Linked DNA regions of Mus musculus: region 1 is linked to region 2. The links are chromatin loops, found by intact Hi-C in ENCODE. Cell type or tissue: heart. All regions are shown on one strand.

Region 1 (2,500 bases), 490 kb before region 2:
AGTCATATTTGGTTGTGTATTTAGTTTCTGTTCTGGCAATATCCTAGCTGACATGAATGGATGCTTTGATGGTCCTAAGAAGATTAGCCCTCAATAATTAGGCATAATCCCATGTTCCTTTTTTCAAGACTCCTGCTGTGAAGAGCCAACAGTGAACCGTCATTTCTAGAACTTCTCAGGTACGTCTCTCCACAGGCACCATGGGGTGATGGGCATGAGCGCAAACTTAGGAGTCAGATCTTTCAGCAACTCAGTTCAGCGATTGGTTATTTTCTTTTTTTTTATTAGATATTTTCTTCATTTACATTTCAAATGCTATCCCAAAAGTCCCCTATAGCCTCTCCCGGCTCTGCTCCCCAGCCCACTCACTCCCACTTCTTGGCCCTGGCGTTCCCCTGTACTGAGGCATATAAAGTTTGCAAGTCCAATGGGCCTCTCTTTCCAGTGATGGCCGACTAGGCCATCTTCTGCTACATATACAGCTAGAGACACAAGCTCTGGGGGGTACTGGTTAGTTCATATTGTTATTTTCTTCAACTACGAGCTGAGGATGGTGATACTGTATTTATAGGGTTTCCCGTCAAATGAATCAATGCACAAAGAGGACTTCTAGTGCCTGCAATATAGTATATGCTACACATGAGAGCTATCGGGCTTATCTATCACTTGTTTTGCATAGCTTTGTGTTATCACTAATACATATGTGTGTGCACCTGTGTGCATGTGAGTGTTCGTGTACACACACACACACACACACACACACACACACACACAAACACAGAGTGTATGGGAGAGTGTTACTCCTTAGTTCCAGGACTCGTGATGGTACCAATTTGAGCATACTTAAGTAGTTTATACGAAGTTGCACAGTATTTACACATAAACTCCAACAGCCTCCTATACACTAAGTTACTTTCAATATTTAATACATTGTAAGTGCTAGGGAATCGTTGTTACACTACATTACCTTGGGGAGTAATGACAAGAAGCAGCTTTGAGGCAACTTCTTTCCTTGAATATTTTGTCTCCACATTCATTGGATCCCATTTGAAGGGCCAACTGCAAACACTTCTTTCCCTGTTGGTCTGAATGCTCACCTCAAACACTAGATTTACCTTGCACATTTTTTGGAGCCAGGAGGTGTGGAGCATAATCAGTTACAAAAACTTACCTTTGTTTTAGTTTCCTCAGAAAGAAAGACCCAAGAAAGTTCAAGCTGTTTATTTTTTATTGGATATTTTCTTTATTTACATTTCAAATGTTATCCCCGAAGCCCCCATCCCATTCCCACCTCCTCTGCTTCTATGAGTGTGCTGATTCCAGGAGATTTCACCGAATGCAGTAGGGAAGTGATGGAGAACGGGGAAGAAGAGCAAAAAAAAGCAAATACAGGTGATAATAGCAAGCAGCTTCCCACACTGGGCAAGGAACAGCCTGTGTTGTTTCATCCCCTTAGGAGTTCTCAGTTTAAGCCTGTGTCTCAGAGCACCACCCCACCCTCAAAGTTACAACCTTGCTGAGCTATTCAAATGCCATGTCCCTTCAGGCTTTGGTCCTGAGCTCCTGGGGATGGCTTGCTGAATTTATTCTCAGGCCTTTTGCCTCTGTGGGTGGGCTGGCAGCCCCAGCCGCCAGAGAATATTGACAGCCAGTTGAAAGACAGGCAGGCACACCACAATGAAAAGGCCCCATGGGCCTCCCTAGGCTCAAGTGGGACTGGATTCAACTCAGTGAATACGGCTCCTCCCTGCCCCCCTTGGGGGAGGGATGCGGAGGAAGCTATGCTGTCCAAGAAACTTTGCTTGCTCAGCAACCGGTTACTAAGAAGAGTAGGAAATTGACTTTAAGAGTGTCATGATCCAGTGTTCATGAATACCATGTTAGGTGTTTAACATGTGAAAAGTGTAAGATGAGAAGTTAGTTTATTTTCACCTAGGAGATTGGGAACCGGCATGACTGTGGGAAAACAGACCCCCTCATGTATGGTTGCTAAGAGCAGCAAACTGGCATTGAGTTTCAGATGCACAAATGTGTTTACCTTTTGGCCCAGCAATCCAATTCCTGGGAATTTATCCTACATGTCTGCCCACACAAGAATAAAGTAATGAATACACAAGTGTGTTCCTTCCAGTGTTATTGTGGTGACATCATATTGGCAGTAATTGAAGTGTCCGTCAGCAAGGATCTGTTAAATCCATGCTGACATGCTTACACAATGGAATACTATGCAGGTGTATAGAGGAATGAGGTCATTTTGCCCTACATCTATTGTTACACTGGAAAAAAAAGCCTAAGATGAATAGGCATAGTATGTGTGGTGAGACTATGGATTTCAGGGCTGACCACGAAGGAAGCATGGTTGTAAACTGCCAGCAAGCTTTAGTTAGGCAGCTTTTGGCCAGGAGACAATGACTTATTTCCTCCTTCATAAGTTAATATGAGACCTGGAATATGTTGATCAGAGAAGATGGTCAGAGGTGGAGCCTTCCAGAGATAGTCA
Region 2 (2,500 bases):
TAGAAGATAGTATTTGCTCAATTAACCATCATCACACTGCTTCAGTTGATTCTCAGTACTTGAAGTCAGTTCCTTAACAGATGACTTGAATAACCGGTTTCCATCTCAGACAGTTGAATCTACTTAGCATTAATATTCCAGATGTCAGGGATAACTGCTGCTTCAGGGAAGGAAGCATTTAGAAGAAGATTAGCATATACTGGGCACAATAACCACTGAGGTGAGAGTTTTCAATTCCAATTAAAGGGACAAAGACAAAGATGTGAAGATACAATAATAATAATAATAATAATAATAATAATAATAATAATAATAATAGCTTCCAGAGGCCCTGGTCCCTTCAGCTGCATGGTGGATTCTGTTCTCTGGGGCCTTCCAGTGAAAGGCAAGCAAAGAGTCCACCTCACAAGCACTCTGCCTCTCTCAGCTCACAGGTCATGGCACCCTGTGAGAAACAAGCCAACGAAGTTGCCCCTCCCTGTGGAAGCTCATGCCTCAGGGATCCAGGAAGTGGCGCGAGCTGGCACTTTGTTTTCTTTTGCTTTCCAGTGTGGGCCTAGGCCAAAATTGTGTGCATTTCCAATGATGGAGCGACAGCCCATAGAAGTCTGAGCTTATGAAAATGAGTCCTATGATCTGAAACTTTTTTAGTTTTGGCCGGAATACTAATCAGAAGGAAAAAGAGGAGGAGCCAGGGACATGGCAGGGCAGGGCTGTCAGCTCTTTGCTTGTTCAAACCCAGCTCTTTTTGTCTGAGTTCAGGGCCTCCTACCATCTGCCCCACCTGCCTGCAGCCCACACTCCCCTGGGGGCTCCTACAATTGCCACCTTTCCTTCTGACGCTTCCTTACAGTTGACCCCGCCCCCTTGTACCCGGGAGAAGCTAAATCCCTGTGAACAGCCAGGAGTCCCTAGGTAACAGAAGATGAAAAGGACAAAGGAGGGATTTTGTACGTCCCTGAAGCCTTTGCATATAGACTAGGATTCAGTTCTCATCCTCTATGCACTGGATACAGACTTCCTCATTTTACTACGAAAGAAACTGAGGCTCATAAAATTTAAGCAACTTTCTCTAAAGCAAACATCCTATTAAAAGTCTATCTCCTTCCTTCGACTCCTGCCACTAGGTTCACTGAAGAGACCTTTTTCCAGCATTCTCTAGAGTTCTCACCCATGGCAGCTCCACGTTGTGGCTCCAGTACAGTAAAACAAAGGGCTCCCCCCTCACCCCCCGCCAGTGTGAGAAAAATGAGTGGAGGAAAACCGGCAAGCACAAACAAAATCAAGAGCTCCCCGCGCCCTGCCCCGTGCATGTGCAGCATTGCTAATTGCCCTGTCCTCTTCTTGATCTGAAGGAATTTCTGCAGCTTGAGTTTGCCTCTACAACATCCCCTCCAAGTGGTTACTCGGCCTCCCAGCTAGGAGAGCCGGTTTAAACAGAATCTTTGAGTCTTGCAGAGGGCAGTGAGTTTGGCAAGGGACTTGCATGGGAGGAAAGAGAGTGGCAGGAAATGTTGTTGAAAGGAAGGAAGGTAACAGGCTGAAGAATAATACTGCTTGCGAGCATGGTCATAATAAGAGCGGTGGTAAGAGCCAGCATTTTCTGACTTTCTGCTGTATCCTGGGAGCTCTCCCTGCAGTATCCCAGAAGACCTGATAAGGAGGCCCGCTATTTCCCTCACTTTGTAGATGAGGGAATTATAGAGAAATTAACAAACCCACTAAGCCAAGATCATACAGAAACCCCAGTGATGTGGTTGGGACTCAGAGCAGTTACCTTAGAAATGGCCTCATTGAAATGCAGAGTTTGGATCTTGGTCCGGGACCCACCGAACTTAGGAAATTAGTCTGAACAGGTGAGAGGGTGCGCCAGAGAACCTGACAGCTTCTGGAACAGGCGGAAGCACAGAGGCGCTGAGGCAGCACCCTGCGTGGGCCGGGGACAGCCGGCCACCTTCCGGACCAGAGGACAGGTGCCCACCCGGCTGGGGAGGCGGCCTAAGCCACAGCAGCAGCGGTCGCCATCTTGGTCCGGGACCCGCCGAACTTAGGAAATTAGTCTGAACAGGTGAGAGGGTGCGCCAGAGAACCTGACAGCCTCTGGAACAGGCAGAAGCACAGAGGGGCTGAGGCAGCACCCTGTGTGGGCCGGGGACAGCCGGCCACCTTCCGGACCGGAGGACAGGTGCCCGCCCGGCTGGGGAGGCGACCTAAGCCACAGCAGCAGCGGTCGCCATCTTGGTCCGGGACCCGCCGAACTTAGGAAATTAGTCTGAACAGGTGAGAGGGTGCGCCAGAGAACCTGACAGCTTCTGGAACAGGCGGAAGCACAGAGGCGCTGAGGCAGCACCCTGCGTGGGCCGGGGACAGCCGGCCACCTTCCGGACCAGAGGACAGGTGCCCACCCGGCTGGGGAGGCGACCTAAGCCACAGCAGCAGCGGTCGCCATCTTGGTCCGGGACCTGCCGAACTTAGGAAATTAGTCTGAACAGGTGAGAGG

The links. A loop is a pair of places that touch in the nucleus more often than their neighbours do. Peaks named below come from ENCODE experiments on the same cell type or tissue, not always from the same donor. Only the 100,000 strongest peaks of a DNase experiment are listed, where the experiment ranks them.
Region 1: it touches region 2 in a loop (4-fold over the local background); 2 of 42 quality-filtered maps call a loop at or near these places.

What each region holds. Positions count from the first base shown.
Region 1 is chrX:166,726,521-166,729,020 of GRCm38, forward strand. No RefSeq gene overlaps it. Among named protein-coding and RNA genes, the nearest start is that of Gm1720, 66 kb to the left of the region's middle. In heart, no CTCF peak of the experiment used is centred here; no DNase peak of the experiment used is centred here.
Region 2 is chrX:167,211,553-167,214,052 of GRCm38, forward strand. It overlaps a transcript of Tmsb4x not described here. Among named protein-coding and RNA genes, the nearest start is that of Tmsb4x, 3.6 kb to the left of the region's middle. In heart, a CTCF peak has its summit at 1,404; a DNase peak (open chromatin) is centred at 1,309; H3K27ac peaks cover 265 bases.